3 separate regions of the Mus musculus genome follow, and all the other regions are linked to region 3. A link is a loop called in an ENCODE intact Hi-C map of the cell type or tissue named here. Cell type or tissue: heart. All regions are shown on one strand.

The links. Hi-C counts contacts between places; a loop is a spot of excess contacts. Peaks named below come from ENCODE experiments on the same cell type or tissue, not always from the same donor. Only the 100,000 strongest peaks of a DNase experiment are listed, where the experiment ranks them.
Region 1: a loop joins it to region 3, with 7 times the contacts of the local background. A loop is called at or near these places in 16 of 42 quality-filtered maps.
Region 2: a loop joins it to region 3, with 8 times the contacts of the local background. A loop is called at or near these places in 2 of 42 quality-filtered maps.

What each region holds. Positions count from the first base shown.
Region 1 is chr10:17,728,720-17,736,719 of GRCm38, reverse strand. No RefSeq gene overlaps it. Among named protein-coding and RNA genes, the nearest start is that of Cited2, 9.5 kb to the right of the region's middle. In heart, a CTCF peak has its summit at 3,474 (motif pointing left); no DNase peak of the experiment used is centred here.
Region 2 is chr10:18,524,146-18,532,145 of GRCm38, reverse strand. It overlaps Nhsl1 (NHS-like 1), which reads right to left. Exons shown (of 7, transcript NM_173390.3): 5 at 5,104-8,000; 6 at 4,478-4,610; 7 at 1-878. The coding sequence ends at 173. Among named protein-coding and RNA genes, the nearest start is that of Hebp2, 18 kb to the left of the region's middle. In heart, CTCF peaks have their summits at 2,565 (motif pointing right) and 3,369 (motif pointing right); DNase peaks (open chromatin) are centred at 5,615, 5,905 and 6,625; H3K27ac peaks cover 808 bases.
Region 3 is chr10:18,051,007-18,059,006 of GRCm38, reverse strand. It overlaps Reps1 (RalBP1 associated Eps domain containing protein), which reads right to left and starts at 3,067. Exons shown (of 20, transcript NM_009048.2): 1 at 2,892-3,067. The coding sequence starts at 3,044. In heart, a CTCF peak has its summit at 3,561 (motif pointing left); a DNase peak (open chromatin) is centred at 3,456; H3K4me3 peaks cover 2,521 bases; H3K27ac peaks cover 3,214 bases.

The DNA.
Region 1 (8,000 bases), 320 kb after region 3:
CTATTTTAAAAATAGCTCTTATTCAGTTTTGGGTTTTAAAATAAAGGAATCTATGCTTTCAAGCCAAACTTTCAGAAAGAGATTGTCTACTGTTGACTGTTCTGTTGTAGGTAGGTTAAGATAACCCTGCCCCAGAGCTTGTTTCAGAAATGGGTGTGGCACCTGATACAGGGAGGGATGGTTCCGCTTACAAAAGCTCTTCTCTGGCTCACGTCATGGAAGGTTGGCTAACTGTACCCACCACTAGCTGAAGTTTGGGTCAACACTGAGGAGAGCCCTATAGAGAGGTGATTAAAATCATCGGTGATCCTGCCAACATCATTAAGTTAGGAATTAACCAATCAATGGCAGCCCTTTCATTGACTAAGAATAGATAACAGAGTGAGTATAAACAGAATCAGAGTAATCATAAATTACAGCTAAAAATTTCTATCATGGGGGTGAATTACAAAGTCGAAGAAGTTCTGTGTAACGTATGGGTAATAAAGGTATTTTTAATTCCAGTAGTGTTGTGAAGGAGGAAATTATGGGAGAAGCCTTCTCAGAGTAAATCTTTGGTGAAGGGTTCTTCGACTATGGGGTTGAGGGTGGGCCATGCCTATTGGGCAGAGGAAACGGTGTCTAATCAAAGCAGCGTTCTGAAACAGAGTTCCAAGGCCACTCGTATTAGTAAAGAAAGTTCTACGGGTGCCTCACAAGGTCTGTGGTTCGAATGGGGACTGAAATAGATGGAGCTTTGTGAAATACAGATGCCTCTCCTCTGTCTCCCTTCTCTCCCAATGTTTAGAGTATGAACCTTTAGTTTGGCTTTGATCTGGTCATAGTGCCATGGTCTGTTGACATCAGCCAACCGGTTCCTCTGCTCTTCAGTAAGAGTCCGTGCTCCCAGCTCAAATACAGTTTCTTTAGATCATTTCTCTCTCCTACAACTTTCTTGGTCTGTCACGGACTACCTTCCATTCTTAAGTCCTGCGAGGCGCTGGTTCGGGGTGCAGCCTGCTCACTCTCTCTACTGTGGTATGAGCATGGCTAATCAGATCCATTTCATTGGCCTGAGCTAAAGGACCACATTTTTTTCTTACCTTCTCACCTTCTGACGTATGTGGTCAGTATCTGTTCAGACCACATTTAGGGAGAAATGAGGAATTTCTGAACAAAGACAGCAGGGATGCCATAGAGAGAATAAAAATGCAGCATGGGGGAAAATCATTGATTCTTAGTCAATGATTTCAATTATTAAAAAAGTCAATTTAACAGTAAATATTTACCAAGCATCTACCATGTGTGTCTTAGTCAGGGTTTCTATTCCTGCACAAACATCATGACCAAGAAGCAAGTTGGGGAGGAAAGGGTTTATTCGGCTTACACTTCCATATTGCTGTTCATCACCAAGGAAGTCAGGACTGGAACTCAAGCAGGTCAGGAAGCAGGAGCTGATGCAGAGGCCATGGAGGGATGTTCTTTACTGGCTTGCCTCACCTGGCTTGCTCAGCCTGCTTTCTTATAGAACCAAGACCACCAGCCCAGAGATGGTCCCACCCACAAGGGGCCTTTCCCCCTTGATCACTAATTGAGAAAATGCCTTACAGTTGGATCTCATGGAGGCATTTCCTCAACTGAAGCTCCTTTCTCTGTGATAACTCCAGCTGTGTCAAGTTGACACAAAACTAGCCAGTACAATGTGTTAGCTTTCTCTAGGCTGATGTGCAATGAACAAAACCAAAGAGGCCTGCTCTCATAGAGCTTGTATGTCGAATTAAGGACAGTAACCCAAAACACATTCTAATTGGAAAATTTATTTTAAGAGAAACCATGGAGAGCGTTGCTCCTGGCATTTACCAACTGATTCTTCAAACTATGGTTTTTGCCATGCTCGCCAATTCTGTGGATTATAAATGGGGAGGAAGTAAAGATTCACACTTCTCTCTGCCACATGATGTCTGAGCTGGGAAGGCGCAGCGTTGGAGGCTAATTCAGTAGCTGAGACGGGAAGTGCTGGCAGTCATCTTCATTCACGTATGAAGGCTCACACAGGTCACCGACTGGGAACCTCCGTGGGTGTTGGTGGCAGGAGCAACTCCACGTGGCCTTTCCATGTAACCTGACTTCCTCACAGCCTGACAGCCTCAAGGTAGTGGGACTTCCACTGAAGCTCAGGGCTCTAAAGGCGTGTGTCCTTAGAGAAGCTGAAGGGAACTGTGCGGTCTCTTCTGAGTGGGCCTGGCAAGTCACGTGGTAGAAAACTCAAGAGAGTGAAACCCCAAGTCTGTGGAAGCCATATGTAATGGTTTGTATATTCTTGGACCAGGGAGTGGCACCATCTGAAGGTGTGGCCTTGTTGGAATAGGTGTGACCTGGTTGGAATGGGTGTGTCACTGTAGGTGTGGGTATAAGATCCTCACCCTAGTTGCCTGGAAGTCAGTCTTCCACTAGCAGCCTTTGGATGAAGACATAGAACTCTCAGCTCCTCCTGCGCCATGCCTGCCTGGATACTGCCATGCTCCCACCTTGATGATAATGGACTGAACCTCTGAACCTGTAAGCCAGCCCCAATTAAATGTTGTTTTTTATAAGACTTGCCTTGGTCATGGTGTCTGTTCACAGCAGTAAAACCCTAGCTAAGACACCATATCATGCCATCATCTGATGAGATGAATGCCAAATGATTTGTCAACACACACACACACACACACACACACACACACGCACGCACACCAAGGACCAAGGGGCAAACTGGAGTAAGGTTGAAGAGCTTTAAGTTCCATGGGGGAAAAGAAAGTAGTGTCCAGGATCTGTTCACTTGCAGGACGAAGTCTGACCAAGGTCTCTTGAATCTTGGGGAGGAGCACTCGATTTAGGCAGAGGGACAACAGATGAAAATCACCGAACCTTGAGTAATGGAGGAACTGGCTGGTGGTGAAACGGGAATCAATATCCATATCTAAGACCTAGCAGAGGAGCAAAACTGACCTTGGAGCTGGCTGGCTTGCAGGATGAGAGAAGAAACAGGTGTGATTTTAGGACCAGACAAAGGTAGAGGGAGGCACAAACGCTTTCCAATACTTATTTTTGGACTAATACACTAAGTCCTGCCATTCAAACTTTCTTCCTGTTCAGTCAGTCTTTCTTAAGATAAAAATGTTCCTAGCAGGGCATCAAATTGAGCCACTGGCGCTTGAGTGAAAGGAAGTCAGGAAGAGAATATTTCAAAAAGGAAGAAGCCCCTAGGAAAAGGCCACCTTCAGTGAATTCTAATTTTGGTGGACTGTAGCGAGAAGTGATGGTGGGGAAGGGTGTGTGCAGGCATCTTTGACTTGGTTCTGTTTTGAAGTTTATGGTAGGTCATACCGAATTTGTTATGGTTCACTAAAAACAAATCGGGTGGAGATACATTCTTGAAGCAAGTGTCAATCTAGTCTTGGTAGCTGCTCAGAAGGAAGTGCTAATAAAATTGATAGGACCTTAGCGCCACCTGGTGGCCAGTTAGTGAAATGCTTCCATGTACTAGAAGCATCACTTTAGCATGTAAAATCAAGAGTCATTTCCTGGATAGTTACACACATGATGCACAGTTCCTTTTGTGTAACTAGTTTTAACATATCAGTCTGTCATCTATCCAAGTAACTGAGGCTATATGGAGGCCTATGTTGGTGGGAAGTTGGATAAGAGAAACTAGACAAACAGATATAGACTGTTAGCTCTTTCCTGCTTAAAACTCACAGTTTTGCTTTGCTTCTTCTGAGTTAGCTTCAATTATAGAATTTTCTTTCTGAGGAATTAAATAACAATAAAAGTGATGGTGATGATAATCGTGGATCAGGGGGAGTTGTTTGAAGAAGTCAGAGCCCCACTATTGATTGAATGCCTTTTATTTCTAAGTCCCGAGTAACCAAATTATTAATATGTAAGGGAGTATGTGAGGCAGAACTTGAAATGAAGAGTTGGTTAAAAATTGTAGCACACATAATTGGAACTACTGTACTGGCAATGGCTGTCTCGTAGTCACTTAAAACATTAAAAGTGTTGTGCACAAGAAATCCTTCATGGCTGGTAAGGTTTGGATATTTGTTTGAAGGCCAGTAAATCTCAGCAGACGACAACAACAGTATAATGTTATTATGACAATGTAGGGAACGTTTACAGAGATGACTTCAGCGCTCAGAGCATCAGCCCAGCTGAATCAAGTCCGTGGCCCATCGCCAGGCTCCCATTTACCTTGGAAACAGAAAAGCAAGAAACGCTGTAACAGGGTTTGAAGCAGCACCTCGTAGTCCATCTTTCCACAGGAAGAAAAACGATAGGAGTAGGCCAATGCTTCTTTCATGAGAATTTGGATACACGTTATATTAATTAAACATCTTCATTTCACTGATGGAGAAACTTAAGCCAGCAGTGATTAAATTACACCGCTATTTAGTTGCAGAGTAAGGCCCATGTTTTTTAATCCTGGTCTACTATTCATTTCACTACAACTATTAATAGAAGAACCCTTCATGTGGCAGAAGAGAGCAAGAGAGCCAGTGGGCCACCCTTATAGCAGACAGTGTGGGTATGTCCAAGAAGATCATGTAAGTGTAAACTGACGGAATGCTACATCTCCACTAGTTTTCTTTTCCAAGACAAGGAGTCTCTGTGTAGTCCTGGCTGTCCTGGGCCTACCTCTGAAGACCAGGCTGGCCTCAAATTTATAGAGATCTGCCTGCCTCTACTACCAAGTGCTGGGATTAATGGTGTGGCCATTTCTTGTGTCTTGAGAGATTCATTTTCTTACACAATATCATTCTGAGAATTATAATCAATACTCAGGTATAATTGTTATCAGCCACTGGGGCAAGTTACAAAGTGGTCATTTTTTTTCTCAACCTGGGAGAACTTAACCACAAACATTTTTATTCATCGGGTTCTAGAATTGGCAAACCCCAGACATTAGCTTAATTTGGAAAGGGGGCCGCATTCAGCAACATGGAATTCAGTAAAAAGGGAAACAAAATTACAACCTATTGTACTTCGCTTTGATCGTACTTGAAGTTCTAGCAAGGTTAAAACTGTGAAACAAGGTTTACACTAGACAGTCCGTGTTCTTTCAGAGTCACATGTACCTTGCAGAATAGTTTGACTGGGTCTGGAAACGTGTACAGCCATATCTTGAGACTCCTAAAAGGTCAAATGTGTAATCGAATGGGCAGACACATCTGTAGTTGTTTTATAGCCGTGCGCTTTATAGCTGAGGACCATGTAAAGCAGGGGTCCTCACCCTTTCTAATAATGGGACCTCTTCATACAGTTCCTCATGTTGTGGTCATTCCCAACCTTAATATGATTTTGTTGTTCCTTCCTAACTTTAATTTTGCTAGTATTCTGAACCGTAATGTAAATATCTGCGTTTTCTAAGGGTTTTCTTAGGAGATTCCCGTGAAAGGGTTGAAACTCACGGGTTGAGAACGGCTAATATAGAGCTTTTTCTCCTGTGCAGTCGGTGCCATCTTAAGACGTCTTGGCTTATCTCAAGAGTGCTGTGTAAGCACCATCTCCAAGTCCCACCGCAGCCTCCCACGCCCTGGAGCAAATCGCTTCTTTTCTGAATGCCACATTCTTAACTTACGTTGGGATGATACGGGTTTTGCGGGACCGCTGTATTAGAGAAGTGTGCACGCGTGAGGCGCCTTCTTCCAATTTCTGAAGCACAGTACGCACTCAACTGAGCCAGCCACAAGAAACTCAGTGTCAAGGACGAGATCGGTTATGATTGTTCTCTCTGATTCAGTCCTATGAAGCCTAAAGAGCGTTCTTTTTGCCCTCTTAAAGCCCACATCCCACTGCCCGAGTAAAATCTGAAAAACAAACAAACAAACAAACAAACAAACAAAACCAAAAACCACCCCCCCAAAAAAAACACAATGGAGACTTCCCTTTATTTTGTTTTACTAACCTATTTATTTAAATATTTTTCATAACCCGTGTGGAATTCTTTTTCATGTTACTGCTTTTTTCTTTCTTTCTTTCATGACTTACCCCTTAGAGGGGTTCTAAGAACCGATCCCTGTCAACACAGGGATCTCAGAACCTCAGGATGGTTATCTTAGGCACTGGAGAGGCAGCGCAGTCACATGGAGAGAGAACCCTGGAAGGGACGTCTCAGTCAACCTTTGTCACAGAGCTTTGCAAAATAACTACAGCAGGGCGGTGCTTGCCTGGCAGCCTAAAGGTTTGGCTTCACAGCTTAATCCTGTGTGCATTGGGGTAGGGTGGGGGGGGGGGTTGCAAACCAAGTCCAAAACTACACGTTGCAAGAAATAGCAATACCAATGAATGGATAGAAATACTCTTTGTGGACAACTAATGTTTTGGTTTTTTTCCAGACAGGGTTTCTCTGTGTAGTTTTGACTGTCTTAGAACTTGATAGATTTGGTCCCAGGCAACCTAAACAGTGTGATTCTTGCCGTCTTAAAAATCGGTGTCCCATCATCCAAGAAAACTTTGAGAAAGTCTTGTAGACTAGGCTGGCTCCAAACTCAGAGATCTTCCTGCTTCTGTCTCTCAGGTTTGGGGATTAAAGGTGCCAGCCGCCAGGTCCATAGCAGACACAATGAGAGGGGGCTCAAGTAGCCATGACCCACCCACTTGGCTGTGACTGTCCTTCATGCGTTCATCTACATCTTGTAGTTAGCTTCTTTATTATTAACATTATTGTTATTTTATATTAGCTTGAGTTTCCCCTCAGCCTACATTTTATTTTCTACACAGCTTTCCAGGCCAAGAGAGGGTTCCTTAAGCCTTCTGTGTCTGTAACCGGTGATGGTACCAGCTAACGTTACCTGGCTGCTGCCTCCGGAGACACAGACTCCCTCCCGGCTTAGTTCTGCAACCCCGTGTCACCAACTAATTATTCTACAGTGAAGGGAAGAGAGGGAAGGCTTTTAGTGATGAGCATGCCTGGGGTACTCTGGAAAAATGCCAAGAAACCTGTGACTCAAGATATTCAACCTTCACCCCATGATGGACAGCGGCTTCGCTAATCGCTCAGATCAGGTCAGCCTAAACCAACAGTACCAACAGGAAGCAGCAGGACCCATCACTCATCTGTGATCTGCCATGGGCCGTTCACAGGTCCTGGGCTAGCCAAGCAGAATTCTCTGGAAGCACACCATTACCCAGGCTTCTGACATTTCTGGGTTGCTTTTAACATTTGTGCTTATCTTGGGGAGGGGGGGACCTGATTAGGATCAATGCACTCAAAAGGCACTGTTTATTTATAGAAGTGTGGAAGGAAGGAGGCCTGATAGGATCTCCTTCTCTAGGTTCACACAGCCCCCTAGTTTTCTTAGCTTATTTCAAGCCTATAAACAGCTAAACATAATAGAAATTCAAACCCAAGGCACCTGAACTATTTAAAGCCCCTTATTTAGCAAAACTTAGCATTCCCACCCTTTGAAGAGAAATTTCTTTCTTTCTGGCATCTTAATAGTCCCCCCCCCCAAAATATAGGTGGGTCTCATGTGCTGTAAAGCAAGCTAAATTATTTATCGGCAGCTTACTGCTTGAGGAAAATGTTCTAATATTTCCCTTTCCAATAAGTGGCTATCAGTAAAAAAAAAAAAAATCATTTCTGTTCTTGCTGCATAAAAAAAAAAATAGGTCAAGTAATTTAAGCCAGTCCACTGCAATTAAAATTCAGACACTGCCATTGTCCCTTCTGTTTAAGGGGGGGGGGGGGAAGACAAACACAACACGTGCGAATAGGGTTTCATTGGCTCAGGCCTTTGATGTGCTGTTTGGTGTTCTCTTGCTGAGGTTTGCCTCAGCCTGTCTGGGAACGTAGATTTTGCCGATAGTGGTATAACACTGAGCTGGTAAATACCATCTCTGAAGCTACAGGAAATAGTCCCTTTATGCAAGCAAAAACAAAACATAACAGAAAAAAAAAATGGCCAGTGGCTGCTAGCCTACATTCTCCAAGTTCTCCATTTATTCTTTTGGAGACAATGTTATCTGCCAGGTTT
Region 2 (8,000 bases), 470 kb before region 3:
TACTTGCTTTTAAGCCACACGGCGAGTGAGTCCTAAGAGACCCGAAAGGCCGAGACCTCCCCAACACCAATGCTGAGTGGGGTCCCCACAAGCCAGGAAAAGGCCACAGAGACTTCCTAGAGTGATGCACAGCTCACCTTCCTGCCTCACTCATGAGAGGCAGGCTCTGATACTAACTCTTCTGTTCCGTACCCCCACACTGCTCCGAGGGACCGTTGCCCTCAGCCCTTCCTATCCCATCCACAGAGGCAGGCTCCTCGCTACAGAGGAGGCTGGCCTGGTCCATCTCCTGACCCGTCAGTCTGTCCAGAGAGCACACCCTGGTAGCATCCAGGGCCCTGCGTGCTTTGTTGTCCGCTGGCTCAGCAGGTTCTCCCTCTCCCTCGGAGATGACGGTCATGGGGCTGCTCTGGATGCGGTTCCGCATGCTGTACCTGCTGCTGGCCGCAGAGGGTGGCGTCCTGCTGCGGCTGTACCGAGGGCCCGAAAAGGACAGACTCCGAGGCATCAGGCCTTCGTTCTTGGCCCACTCTTCCTGAGCTCTCCTGTTCTTGTTGGGGGAGCAGCTGGATGGGCTGTCCGGGCTGTCTGCCGAAGGCTCCGACCTAGATCTCTGGAAGCGAGGGTCCGTAGACTTGAGCATCTCAGCCGCTGACATGCGAGCGCTGGTGTCCGAGCGACTCCCCTTCTTTAGCAGCAGAGCTTTGAAGTTGTCACTGCTGGTAGTGCTCTTTTTTATGCTTCTCTGGATAGACCCTACTTGCTTTGGAGAGGCCAGGTTAGGGGCAGCACTCGTGGGTGTCACAGGCGGGGAGGGAGAGTGATTTCGAGTGTGATCGTCTTCTGAGTCTTTCCGGCCAAGGACTTTCCTTTTAGATCTGAAATAAAACAAAATTAAAATAACAGTCAGTCCTTGGCAACCTTGCTGTCATCTTCCTGTGACCACTTCCTGAACACACACACACACACACACACACACACACACCATCATTAAAGACGAGCCCAAGAGCTTCTCTGATATTATTTACTTCTAAAGACAGAGCACTAGATTCCCCATGACAGCAGAATGTGGCCAAAAGTATTTTTCTTCAACTGTCCTACTCAAAGTTCAACAAGAGAAATGAATGACTACCTTCCAGAGCAACTCTGCTCCTCTCGGTCTTTTAGGTATTTCAGCCAAGGACCACAAGCCTGTGGTAAAATGTTTTGATTGTGCTCAGGCACAAAAAGGCACAGCGATGCTCTGTAACATTTAGGGCATTTAATTGTAGATATAGAACTAAAAGAGGGGGTTGAAGAGATAGCTCAGTAGTTAAGAGCACCAACTGCTCTTCTGAAGGTCCTGAGTTCAAATCCCAGCAACTACATGGTGGCTCACAACCATCCATAACGAGATCAGACACTCTCTTCTGGATTTTCTGAAGACAGCTACAGTGTACTTACATATAATAAATTAATAAATCTTAAAAAAAAAGAACTAAAAGAAATGGCAAGTTAAAAAAACATACACACAAAACAAAAGGAAAACAAAACTGGTATTCTCAGGGGGCAGTTGCTGCTTACAAAATAAACTAAATTTGAACTTCTGATATCTCTGCATGTAGTCTCTCTCTCTCTCTCTCTGTGTATGTGTGTGTGTTTCTAAAGATGGCATTTAAATAGTTAACAATGGCTTAAAGTCTAATCACTTCAATAAATATAAAAATTTCACACCTCAACTGGTGTTCTACACTTTCCATCTGGCTTTAAATCTGAAGAGAATTAATTTGCATTATTTTAGAACTCCGAAAGCTACGCTTCAGTTTGGATCGTCTGTATTTTACATCACGAGTGCCAGTGCTGCAGGTAAGGATCCAGAATTCAGATGGACTCTGATTACATCTGCTAAGTCAGTATTGATGCCACAACAGAAATTAGCATGTATCTGAGCTTTTTCTTTTCAATCCATTCCTAAGGCTACTTGGCCTCTAATTTTCCCATGTGTACAGAGAGTAATAGACTGAATGATTTCTGTATCTGTAAGAGATGGCATTGTCTCTCTAGCAGAAACCACACATTCTTTAATGCCTTCTGAAGGTTGCCAAAATAAAATATAGAAGAGCCCTTTGGTGTATTTTTAGACAAAAATTTGCAGTAACCATGGCTTTGCAACAGTTGGGTTCCCTTACAACAGAGTATTTAGTACACACAGCAACTTGGCAACACACTTCTCTGTGGCTTGTGATTATAAATACAGATTCCTGTATATTTAGAAACTTGGTGCATTCCATGCTAAATGAAAGACATTAAAGTCTCAAAAGAATTTCAGGACAGTTAAGTTCCAATTAGTTTCATTTAATTCAGAAACTATTTATTGAGTGTTTATAATGTGTCCAGCACAGCTACAGTTAGGAACATCGGTGTAAATCTCTACAATGTGACTTTATTTGCTTGTTTTCAAAAGACCCATTTCTCACTTCCTTGTTTTAAGAAAGAACCAGATAGCTAGCTCTCTTTTTCTTTTTTTAAAGATATTTATTTATCTATCTATCTATCGATCTGTCTATTTATTTATCTTATATGAGTGCACTGTAGCTGTCTTTAGACACACCAGAAGAGGGCATCAGATCCCTCTGTTGTGAGACACCACGTGGTTGCTGGGAATTGAACTCAGAACCTCTGGAAGAGCAGTCAGTGCTCCTAACCACTGAGCCATCTCTCCAGCCCCACTCTTTCTGTTTCTAATGAGATCAAAGAAACCAGTGAGGCAACAGGTTTGGACTTTTGGGCCTTTTAGACCAATACTGCAGGCAACAGGTCAAACAAAGCCAAGAGGAGAGAAACCTGCACACCATTGTCTGTCAACTCAATGTCTAACGCCCATTCCAGCGTGGTTTGCCCCACATTAGATGTTCCTGTGTTGCACATAGTTAGGTGAGGATGGGGGTTTCTTCTACCACACTCAACGGCCTTTTCACTTAAACTCAGACGCACCAGAATTTGAGAGCTGGCTAACATGGATTACTTATTCAGGGAATCCAATGATTTATAGAGTACGTGGTCTCAGAAGGGAAATGAAGGACAGTCACTTGAGTCAAAACAAAGTCTTAATGGCAGAGAAATATTCGCAGGCGTTATCTGAAAGCCTGGTAGTAAGGATTTGTAAGCAGCTAGGGGTTCCCTTACACAACACTGGTTCTTAAAGTACTTGCACACATCTGAATCTTATCATTTTCTACTATATTGCCTCTGTGGGGTAGGGGTGCACTCATCTGGATACGGCCAAGCAATGTAATAAGCAAAGCTGAATTACTAAATCAGTTAAACTCTAAGGTAATCAACCATCAGTTGTTACCAGGTAACAAGCAGTTCCCTTTGACAAAGTAACTGGTCTTTTTAAAGCCAGCAGATGGCGCTAGAGGTATACAGCAACAAATTTAAAGATTTTTCCCCTACCCCACCCCACCCCCGCTTTTTTTTTTCCTCCTGCCAAAGAAAAATTATTCCTTGGGAGACACTGGATGGCTCAGCCTTGCATCCTTACCAGCAAAGCTCTGGGATATAGAAGTAGTGGGTGAAAAGACGGTTAGAGCCAGACGCCAGAGGTGGTAGCCAACTTCAGGGGAAATAGCATTTTCCTGGACATGGTGGGATAGACATAGGAATGAACGCACAGCCTATAAAAGACCTGAATAAGCGCAAGCTAGATAAAATCCCAGCAGAAAGGAGCAAAGTGAGGGCAGAGTCCCAGCCCTCAGCAAGAAGCTACTCACAAATGATAACTACTGGGAGAGGAAAAGTCAGTTTTTTTCAAGGGAGTGCTACTGGGTATTTCAAATCACTTTCCAGGGAAGCAGCTAGGTGAGCCGGCCAACACAGATTGTATTCCATGGTTTCTAGTGGCTTTTAATTTTCATTTGAGAGAGAGAGACAGAGAGAGACAGAGAGACAGAGAGAGAGAGAGCGCAAGCATAAAGTTGGATAGGAGTAGATCTGAGAAGAGTCGGGGGACAAGAAACAGAAAGGAAACAAAGTCTTGAAGGAGGCAACAAAAAGCACTATGAAATCATGGCTTTTCTAAACAGACAACAAAAAAGTAACAATAAATAAATCAACTGAAGCACCCTTAGGAAGGTGGCTCTGTAGAGCTAGTCTATGTACAGTAAGTCACAGAACTCAGCATTCCTCACCCCAGACCGGTTCCAAATCTTGTAAACACTCAGTCACATGACTGGCACACTAGGTGCCTTGCCAGCCACAGCTGCGTCTACCAGAAGGTATCACATTCTGCCCTCGATGTCAGCACAGAATCAATGGAACAAAGTAAAACAGAAATCAAACTTTAAAAAGTAATTAATGTATAAGAACGACACTTTAAACTGAGTACTGTTAAACGAACCGTGGCTAGCCAACAGACAAAACCTCATGCAAACAGAGGAGCCCGTCCAGAAAGAAGAAATTATAAAGTATATTAAAATATGACAAAAGTTTGGGATACCTGTGAATGGCTGCAAACAGGTCTTCTGTTGTCCTGGGTTTAGTCGGAGTCAGCACCTCATCGCTTCCCTCTTCCTTAGATACATCCACGGGGTCTGAAGAGGAAGCAGCTGTGTTGGGTTCCAGCAAGCCAGCTAGAGAGAAGAAAGGCAGGCAAACATTAGACGCTGTGACTAGCACTTCAGTCCCTTGCCCGGCTCTGAAATATGCCACTTTGCTGCCATTTCCGACAGTGTGAGAACCATGGCGAAGCCCCGTGGCTCTGTAGTTTGAGTTCTTCCTGAGGTAGAAATGATACTCGCTAGCCTGACAGCCAGGGCTATTTCCTGCTACAGACTTTGGACTAAATTGCTCTTAAATTTGTTTAAGAGCGTTTCTCCTGCTACTGAATACCCAGCCTGCCTCAGACCTCCCAGCACCTCCACCCCCACCCCTCTCTTTCCCTCTCTTCTCTTAGTTTTTAAAATGCTCACAAAGCAGCTTGGGTAATGAGGTGTAAGAAGCCCACACACTGCCGGCTTTTGCCGAAGTCTAGGCTGCTTCACCTGGTTGCAAAAGAGCTCAGTAGCCCTATTTGGCTCATCTCCAGAAGATCAGAAGAGTGCAGTAGAAAGCAGCCGGCCTTACCTTCTCTGCCCTGTTGAGACAGGCAGCTCTTCGCATTTCTCTCACCATCCACACTGTTCTCGCCTGACTCTTCCTGTGTGGGGCCCGGTGATGTATTAGGTTGGACCATGGGGACATTGGCTTCCACAATGCTAGAGGATAAGGACCCTGCAGTTCCCGGTTCTAGAGCCGGACTGCCGGGGGTGGGGGCCGTAGCATGAGAGCCAGCTCGGGATGCTGGGCTGGATTTCTCCTCTTGGCTCCGCACAGCTTCCCCCTCTGCCCTGGTAGGGCTGGGCACGCCTGGGAAAGCTTCGCTCCCGTTCTCTGTGGGCTCCGCTGTGAAATCTCTCTGCGGAGGTGGTACCACCAGGAACAGTTTGGGCTTCTTAGAGATGGGGGGTGGCTTCCTGCTGGGTGAAGAGTCTGGGAGCAGAGTGGTCCTGAGGCTGGGACCCGGGCCTGGAGCTCCATCGCTGCAGCTCGGAAGGCCGCCACGCTCTACTGCACTGTCATGGTCACCCTGACTCTGGCTCTTGGCAGGCATCGGAAGCGAGCTCGTCACAGAGGCAGCCTGGCTTTCACTCTCCATTTCATTTATGCTATTTCGGGATTTGAGGAAAGCAGATGGCTTTAAGTGATACTGTGGAGCAGTCGGAGTTCGTTGTTCCTGAGCTGATGGTTCAGAAAACAGGACTGCCCCGGCACCTGAGTTCTTCCTCACTGGCCTCAACTGCACCATCTGCAAAGCTTCTGTGGTGATCAGGGGCATGGGGGGTCGGCAGCCCTCCTCCTTGTTGGCAGGCCGCCTGAGGGCCTCCCTAGAGGATTCGGACTGGCTAGAGTTTTTGAAAAAGGGCCTGTTTTCTTTCATGAGTTTGGGGTCCAGAGGCGGAGCGGGCGGGGGTTCTGATGAGGGCAAGAAAGGTGGAGGTGCTGGCACAGGAGGCAAGGATCTTGGAAGAGAGGGGCTAACTGCTGTGGGAGAAGGAGAAAGGCACCCGTCGGTGGGGGAGCAGAAGGGAACAAGGGCTTCTGGTGGTGGAGGGGGGAACATGGGAGAGGGCGGCAGAGGAGAGCCCTCGGAGCAATCTGCTAGAGGAGGAGGTGGTGGAAGAAAAGGGGACTTGTCTGCCAGACACGGAGAAGGCAGAGGGGGAAGAGGAGGAGGGGGAGGGGCAAGGGCCGAGGCCAGGGTTGTATCCAGTTTCTTCATGGTCCCACTTCCTTCGGTAGAAGTATTAGAAGAGAGAGAAGTGGACGATGATGAGATGGACATAGAAGAGATCAGAGACGATTTTCTTTCTGGTACCTTGGGCTTGGCCTTCCCCTTTCCATTTGCTGGTGACATTGATTTTAAAAACACAGGCACAGGGGTGAGTGCTGTGGGTGTATTCGACTGGCTAGAATACCCACTGGATGGAGAGGTGACTCTCTGTGACTTCTCTGGTGAGGCGATCTTTGGTCTAACTGAGCAGCCCGGCACTTGGGGCACTGGGACTCTCGACCCCTCCTGGATGTGGCGTACTGGCCCGTTTCCAGTTGCTGCCTCAGTGTTGGCTGAGCAGCCCCCGGTGGGGTTCCCTGGATCTTCCTGCAAGCTCGTGTAGTCAATGTAGTAACCCCAAGGGTCCGTGTATTCCGACTTGACGCTACTTGTGTCGCTCTGGGACGGAGTGACCCCACACAGAGAATACACGTTGGGAGTGGTGGTGGAGGTCAAGCTACTACCCTCGCTAACAATGCTCTGGCTTCTGGACCTGGGGAGCCAGGGTTCCTCAAAGTCACTGCAGGGGCTCTGGGAAGGGGAGCTGCCGCCCTTGCCAGGGAGGCTTAGCTGCAGTGAATGCTGGAGCGAGGCGATCAGGCTCTCATTGAGCACCTGACCGTTTGTCTGGTTGTTCTTTTTGGGAATCCTTCGCAGAGAATCGGTCCGGGATGGTGGCAGGGGTGGTTTCTTTGCTTTCTTCAGAGAGATGTTTCTCGAAAGGATTTTATCCTGGTGAGCGGCCTGATCCCCTTGGCTTCTCTGAGCCCTTCCATCAAAAACATTGACCATGCTGTGCCTGGGGTTCCCCAAGCCATCACTGAGAGTGTACAGGTTCCCAGCCTCGTGAGTGGTAGTATAGTAACCATCATGGTCCTCTGAACACAGGGACCTGGTATCACCCTTGAGAGATGTTTGGTCCAAACTGCAGCTGCTCACGTTACTTGTGGGAGTAGAGCAACCAGGAGTGGCCAGGTGTGGCTTCAGTGGGGATGCCCGCCCATTGCTGGAGGTTTTATATTCCCAGGGCTCAGAACTGCCACATCCCCTGTCCCCCGAATAACTACACTCGCTCTTGCCATCCACATCTGAAGGGTGGTCAGGAAAGCTTGGGTTGTTTCTACAATGATAGAGTATGGCTTGGGATCCATTTTCCCTGTTTGCTGGGGCATTTAGAGAGACCTCTGAATCATGGAGGGATAACAGCGTGGTGGCACCAGGGACAGAGGAGGCTAAAGCCCGTGAATGAATGAGATGACCCTCGTTCCAGTGATGACGGGGGGACTGATGGTCATCTTTCACAGAACATCTGGGTGTGGGACGGTCTCTGGGTTTTATTTTTGAATATGAAGATGAACCGGGTGTTCTACTGTCCAGCTGTCCTGCACTCTGAGCAGTGTGAATGACAATAACCTCTGAAGAGGACAGTAGCGTGGCATTTGGGATGACACTGGTAGAGTAGGCTGCATGAGGTGAAACCACACATGCTGGACTCTCCAAAAACCTCAACTGCTGGGATTTGGGCCTCGAAAGCATCCCAGTACTCGACGCACCTCCTAAATGCGCAAAGTTTTCATGCCCCTGTAAGCTACCCCCCTGGTAGGGAGAAGTGTCATCCGTATCTTCAGTAGAGCCCAGGGCACCCATCCTT
Region 3 (8,000 bases):
AAGTACTGTCCCACAAGGCACTTCACACAGTAAAGCAGTACGAACCCAGCTGCTCTTCAGAAGGACACCCACCCTTATTTTCCATTCGAGGGCTGTCCCTCTGGTTTGGGTGTGCATTACCCAGCAGCCATGCCAGACCTCTGGAAGAGCCTCCTTCCCCATCCTCTATGCTCACTACATTCAAAGCCAAAACCTTCCCAAGCTTCTCCACTGCTGCCTACTGAATGTATGAAGTCTCCTGCCCCCAGTCTTTAGTAATAGGGCCTCTTCCTAACTGTTTCATTAGCTCCAAACATATTTTAGCTTAGGTAAAATCTTACTATCTACTAGTCCTTGAAAAGGCTCGGATGACTTTGGTCATATTTTTCCTCGGCCTGGAAGCAGATCTCCCCTCCCCATCTCAACGCAGAAGTCCATCTGAACTGTGTCTTTATCTCCTTTGTGCTTGTGAACACAACGTGCCTCTCCCAGGTCCACTTTTCTTTACACCTGAATGGTCCTGTAATTTACAAAGCCCTCAGAGCACCTTGTGCTTCTGTTGAACCTCCAACATCTAGCTCAACAAAGAGAACAAAACTGGGATATGTTTGAATTACCCCCAATGCTTCTCCCTGAGAGCCATGGAATGCTGTTTTCAGAAAATCTCAAACTCTCATAAGAGAAACTAAATCCACATTCCCCTTCAGTCTCACATTTCTATGTCTTAGGCCAAATTTTAAGTAAGCTGCCTTCAAGACTCCAGATTGCTATTCAGTACAGGTTGGCTATTCTTTATCAGCAATGCTTGAAACTGAAGGTTTGTGTACACACAATGAGATATCTTGGGGGTAGGATCCAAGTTTGAAGAGATCTCTTTACATCTCATATGCACAGTAGTCCCACAGTTTGAGAGTCAATTTAAAAGAATGATAATTCTGAACAAGAAAGTTTCATAATATGGAATTTTCCACTTGTGATATTTTGGCCCTCAAAGTTTTCAGGTTAGGAGTACTGCAGATATCCTGGTCAGGGATCGTCAACCTGATCATGTTACTGTGGAAGTCTTGCTTCAGGGATCCTACAATTTCCAACGTGTAATTGAATCCCAAATATTTAAACGACTTAAGCTACCTATGTACAAAGATAATAGAAATTTATTTTCAAATGCCAATACAATTGAGTAAAATATGAAAATAAGTTGGATTCAATTGAACATATCTCAGCTGGAGGTTAATGGACACTAATTTCTATGCCCTAAACATGTAAACACCCTAAAAAAGTCTTGTGTACCATTAGAATGACAAAGTCATTTCCAGTTAACTCTGAACCCCAAAGACATGAGCTAAAATAGAATATGGGGGGCTTCTTGTCCAGAACCTGTAAGTTTTGTACCAAATCCATTAGACACTAGCCCCATATCATTTAACCCATCAGCAAACTATGGGATGTTTTGTGTGAACCCAAGCTAAACCTGGTTTCCTCATCGTAAGAGGGCCATAAAAACAAAAACAGTGAATCCACACAGAATCTGAATTGTTGGGAAAGCCTAAAATTGTCACTATGTTGTCCTCTTCAGCAGCACAGATCTGAGACTTTCTTATCCTTCCCTGGTACCTAAAACACTCACCTTTCCCCACCACACCCCAGGGTTAAGAAAAAATGACAAAATGAAACAAAAGCAAAGTGAGAAAGAATTCACTCCCTAAACCACAGTAGGCACTCGGGTATTGTCTATATTCGAGGTGTGTGTAGAAATTTTTATATCACAAGGGTTTCTGTTAGAAGAAAACTGACTTTCACTCTAAGATGGGCCTCAGAGAACTGGAGGCTGAGGAGGCAGAGTGATGAGATTTCTAAAAGCCTGGAGACTCCTGGCCCAGCCCACACCCACGTCCCAGCACCTGAGCAGTTGAGGGGGCAACAGGACCCTGAGTTCAGGGCTAGTCTGGGATATAAAGCAATAAGCTGTCTCAAAACAAAGTAAAATCAAACCTCTGGCCCAATATTCTGCTTCCACTGCATTATATCCACTTCCATCTCCATGTGTTTGGAGATTTGGATAACTGGCTTGGGATCAATATGAGGATGAAAACTTAAGACGGTTCCTTCCTCCCATACAGTTTAAACAGGCTCTTACTATAGCAGCTATGAATCATTAAGCAGTAGCATTAATGCTCATCACAAATATTAGCACTTCTAAAACAGGCGACAAAGAAGGTTTACCCTTGCTGCTACAGAGTTACGAGTGGCAGAGTTACAGACTGAGGAGACTATCCGCTGTCTGATTCCAGCTGTTCAATAAATCCCAAACCAAACCCACAAGCTCCACTGACTATTCCCGGGAAGGGCACTAGAAGATACTGTCCACCGGCCACCCATTCTACGACCAAGTTCTTTTCACATCTATCTACATGCCAAGTATCAGCCAGAAGTTCAAATTTCTTAGTCTCCCCTAAGAACACAGCTTCCTTAAATTTAAAACAAAACAAAACAACCCCCCCCCTAAAAAAAAAACCCAAACCACCTGCTTCTTGGATACCTTAAGCGTAACAAATCTCACTTCATCGAGTCTGCTCGGCTCGCTCAAAAATCCATATGGCATTTTGCCTGCCTATAGTCGTAACTTTCCTATTGTGCGGGAGTCGAAGAGCTATGTGACTATAGTAGGCATATCCAGCAGACGCTAGGATGCACACACAACCCGAGAGACCCGGGACCTTGCTCTTCCAGTGCACAGGCTGCCGGAGGGATGCAGGCTCCGCAGACCCCCGCCCCCACCCGGACGGCGAGCCCTCCCCCTCCAGGGGTCCCCGCGCACCCCGCTCCCGCACCTGCGGCCTCTGCCCGTCCCCGGGGGAGCCCACTCCCGCTGCCGCTGCCCGGGGCCCGCGCGGCCGGGGACGCGGCGGTACCTGGAGGACCACGTCGTTGGGCAGCTGCGCGGCCCGGAACAGCTCGAGCACTCGCCCGTTGACCACCACCTTCTTGGTGCTCTCGATGTCGCAGTAGGAGAAGAGATCCGAGTAGTATTTCTGCTCGGCGTCGCTCAGCGTCAAGCCTTCCATCTTCGCCTCGGCCCGGCGGCCGCCCCGCCCCGCATGCACCACCCGGGCGCCGGCCCCGCGACCCGGGGCGGCCGGCGGGGTACTGCGCACGGCACGGCCTCCCCGCGGGGCCGCGAGCTCGTGTGGCCCGGGGCAGCCGGCGGCGGTGGCGCGCGGCTGTGCGCGGCCGCAAGCTCGGCGTGGGGAAAAGGAGGCGGCGGCTCCGGGCTCGGCCGCGTCCCTCGGGCTTCCCGCCTCGGCTTCCCCTTCCGCCCACGCGCCCCCCTCCGAGAAGTTGTGGGGCTTCCGAAGTCTAAAGTTTCGGGGGCTCGGGGCTGCGCGTGGCCGCCGCTCCGCCTCCCTCGGCCGCCATTGACTGCGCCCCGGCCCGGCACTGACAGCGGCGGCCGCGCTCCAGACCCGGATGTGAGGCCGGGAGGAGAGAGCGCGAGAGGGAGAGGGAGAGGGAGAGAGAGAGAGAGAAACACCCACCGGGCTGGCTCGGCCGCTCCCGGGAGAGCGGGCCGCAGCGCCCCCTGCTGGCCGGAGCCCCGCGGCACGGCGGGGCGCGGCGAGTGGCCCTGGGCGCCCTCCGCGAGGACCCCAGGCTGGGGGCACTTGGGGACCGACCGGCGTCCCAGCGACGCGGAGGGTTCAGGTCGCACTGCGGGCTGGGGTGCGGCAGCTTCTGGCGTGCAGCATTTCCTAACGGTTTGCACTTAACGAGGATAAGTGCATCGCTTTGCGCCGTCCACTGAAGCAGGGAAGCTTGCTCAGGTGTGGACGCTTAAACCAAGGCTGAACTCGATCTGGTCCCAAGCCGGGTCTTCTGTAAAACCAAGTTTGAAAAAATAGAAATAAAGAAAAAAAAAGTCACCTTTTTTTTTTTTTTTTTTCACCGAGAACCAAATACTGTCGGTTTATGCCATCCACTCGGGAAACCTGTGTAGGCCTTCAGCCAACTCCAGGCCCTCTTGTTGCTCACCATCCCTTCCTTCCTCTGGGGGGTGGGGGGGGGGGAGTCTTAATCTGCATCTGTCTCTGGAGTTCATAGACCCTTAACGAGCCTTTAATCTTTTAAAAGTATTTCTTTCCTGAAACTCTATGAAGTCAGGCTGGACTTGAACTCTTGATCCCCTGCCTTTTCTTTCCTAGTGAAGGGATACCATCACCAGTCAGCCCGCGACCTTGTCAGCATTAAATATGAAGTATTTCAGAAACGGGAGCCAAGGAAGATTACACAGAGGGCTTTTCAAGTTTGGTTTTTATTCTCTGTTACATAGAGCCCATTAAGGGGACATCATTATAAGAATGAGCAGACATAGAGGGCTGGGGATATAGCTCATTTGTTAGAGCACTGTGTGCACAACGCCCTGGGTTCTATTCCCAGCACTGCATAGATCAAGTGTGGTGGTGCTTACCTGTAATCCCAGCCATTTGGGAGGTAGAGGACAGGAGGATCAGAAGTTCAAGGTCATGTTCAGCCTCACAGAACACAGAAGGCCAACCTAGACCCTATCTCAAACAGCCCAGAAAACAGAAAGAAGAACTCTGGCACCAAATGCCTCCTTTGGAGGCTAAATCTAAATGAACGTCTGTGAAGCTCTTTATGTAAGTCTTTATAGATGCCACTTTGTGGCGATATTTTCATGTTACTCTACTTCATATAGTGCTTAGTACGTCTTACAATTCATACTCACAATTGCAGTTTGGGTATGTGTGTGTGTGTGTGTGTGTGTGTGTGTGTGCATTTTTAAAAGATAGGTTCAATGAGGTAGGGACTGATTCCTGCTGTCACTGGTCTCTTTTCCCCTGCCACCTCCCCATGGCCTAGCAGCTCTATCCTGCCCTAAGCCTTTGTTCCTTCTGAAACCTCACACAGACATTTGCACGTTCCTTCTCCTGTTCCGAGGGCTCCGTCTTGGAGAACAGTCCCGCTAACACCTGATCTCCAGCTGTTGTGCTGTGTTTGCTCTTCTTAACCTGAATTCTTTTTCCTTATTGCATGTCTAGCTGATATCCAAATATGAATTTCTGTACATATTCATTTTTCTAAAATTTTATGCTGATTACACCATTGATGACAACAGCCCCGTGAAACGAGCTTGACAAGGGTTTCCTTTTTTGAAAACTTGGGATACTGAGACAAAAATGGTGTTAGCAACTTGTAAGTTTCATGACACTAAATATCTAGATGCAGGGTTCTAAACCTACTCAACTCTAAAACCAGTACCCTTTCTTAAGTCTCCTGAGCCACTAGCTCTCTATTCAGTAGAAGTGTTTCATTTCTTCGTCACCACCCTTCCAAGGCCTGTCACATACAGGTGTACCTCAATCACAAGTGATCAAATGAAGTTTAGTATTGATGGGCTAAGAAAGCATCCCGGGCTCTAACTTCCTAGCTTCAGTAAACTACAGCTCTGTGCCTCTCTTAAAATCTGAAGTCATTGCAAGATCGCATCATGTACAAGCGTTAAGCTCTGAAATGTCCCTCTCAGTTCATAATCTGTCCTTTCCCCCTCCCCTGCCGTTCCATAAATAAACCTGTCCCTTACAGTCCTGAGAGTCTGAAGTTCCAGCACAGTGAGTGGGTTCACAGTTATACTGTGAAGGGCTGGAGAGATGGCTCAGAAGTGAGGAGCATTTGCTGCCCTTGCAGAGGACCCAAACTCCCTTCCCAGCACATATACAGCCTCGCACGGGATCCTTAAAGCCAGCTCCTGGGATCGGATGCTCCCTTCTGGTTTCAGTGCACATGGATGGTGCACATACATTCATGCAGCAGTCAGAAACATTCACATGCATGAACTAAAAAGTCAAAATTATACTTTGAAAGCCAGGTGTGGTGTGTATACATATAATCCCAGGGAAAGGAAGGATTGTGAGTTCAAACCCAGCCTGATCTCCGTAGTGAGAGCCTGTCAGAAACAAATAAACAGACACTTATACTTTGATCATGCTGTCCCAGTGAGCTGCCGGATTTTCTTTTTGAGGATCACAGAGTCTAGGGGCCTTGTGGTCAGACTTAGCCTCCCACCACCATTTCCTTCTTCCATTGTCCTTTCTGTTATCTCTTGCCCATAACTCATGCTAAATTAGCCTCGGCAGGAGCTTTATAGAGTGTTAGGTTCTCCGTCTGTAGCTCTATTGCTCTGTAAAGCTTTCCTAGAGTACAGCAGGCCCTGAAACAGGGTACTTCTCACTGACAACAGGCCCAGATGAGGGCAAAGAATAACTCACACCAGACCAGGAGTGGTGGTACATTCCCAACAGTGGGGAGGGGGCTGAGGCGTGAAGATTGAGAAAGTTTGAGGCCAGCCTGAGCTGCATAGAAAGATCCTGTCTGAAAAAGATTTTTTTTAAGTTAAAAAAGACACTAATGAGGCTGAAGAGATGGCTCCACAGTTAAAAGTCACACACTCTACTCTTGTAAAGGACCTGAGTTTGTGTCCCAGCACCCATGTTGGGCAGTTCACGACCACCTGTAACTCCAGTTCCAGAGGAAACAATACCTTGTTGTTGGTCAGACACAACAATTCCTCATCCACACAGACATACACACACACATGATGTATGTAAATTAAAAATAAATCTTAAAATAAAAACAGCAATAGTACAAATTTCAAAGAAAAGCAACACAGTGCACTCCCCCTGTTTGCTTAGAAGCACCTGAGTAGCCTCAGTTGCTAACAACTACTGCTGTTGAGCCACGGACCCATTTCGAGGAGGTAGGTATCCTGGACAACACTGATCTGTAAGGCACACTGTGATGGGGAGAGAAGGATGAGGGCACCATCAAAATGGAGAAGCCCCTGCTCTCCCTGCCCCCACCATGCATCCCCCAGTGTGCTGGGTGCTTAACTTCTAAGCCTCACAAGGAGGTGAGGCTTTTGTCTGTATCCTTCACTTCACTGACATTTCAAGATATGAAAGGAAAGAAATGCAACTTCTACAACTCACCATGTGACCCCTGTGAAGTCCAGTCTAATTTCTTTCCTGTGCATTTCTAGGCATATCAATTTTTAGTGACATCATCGGAAAGCCATTTTAAACAGATGGTCTATATTATGTCAAAACAGATTTTCAAATGCTGGTTTTGGAGCAAGATCAAACAATTGGTTATTGCTAGAAAATGTTTAGAATCTTTTTTAACTGGGAATCTCTAATCGTTTTTTCCCTAGTATTTCTTTTCAATGAAATATCTGTGCGGGGTCGTGTATGTTTACAAAGAATTTCCCAATGGTTTTAGGAAACAGCGATATTACGTTTCATTCCCACTAGAAACATATATGAAACGACAGTATTTTTCTTAAATCCTCATGAGTAATTATAAAGCCATCTAATGGGCGAATAGTGGTGTCTCACTGCCATTCAAACCTTTTCTAAGGACGATAGGCAGATTTTCATGCATTTCCTGGCCTACAGATTATCTGTTTTGTCTTTGGTGAAAACCAACATTAAAAAAACTTTCCTTTTTATATACTTAACTGTTTTACCTATCTGGTGTGTGTGTCTGTGTGTGTGTGTGTGTGTGTGTGTGTGTGTGTGTGTGTGTACACGCCCACACGTTCGCTTGCTCCAGTAGGGGCCAGAGGAGGGAATCAGATCCCTTGAGTTGTAGTTAGAGGCAGTTACAAGCTGTCAGATGTGGGTGCTGGGAACTGAACTCTGGACCTCTGCGAAAGTAGTATAAACTCTTTTGCTGGTTTTGTTTGCTTGTTTGTTTGTTTGTTCCTTTTTGAGACAGGGTCTCTCTGTGTAGTCCTGGATTGAAGTCACTATATAATCCAGGCAAGTCTTGAACTCTAAGATCTGCCTGCCTCTGGCTCGAGTGTGCTGGGATTAAAAGCCTGTGCCACAACCCCTGGCAAGAGTAGTACACACTCTTATCTGCCAAGCCACCTTTCCAGCCCATTGAACTGTTTGTTTGTTTGTTTTATTGTTTAGTCTTGAAAGTTCTCCTTTTTTTTTTTTTTT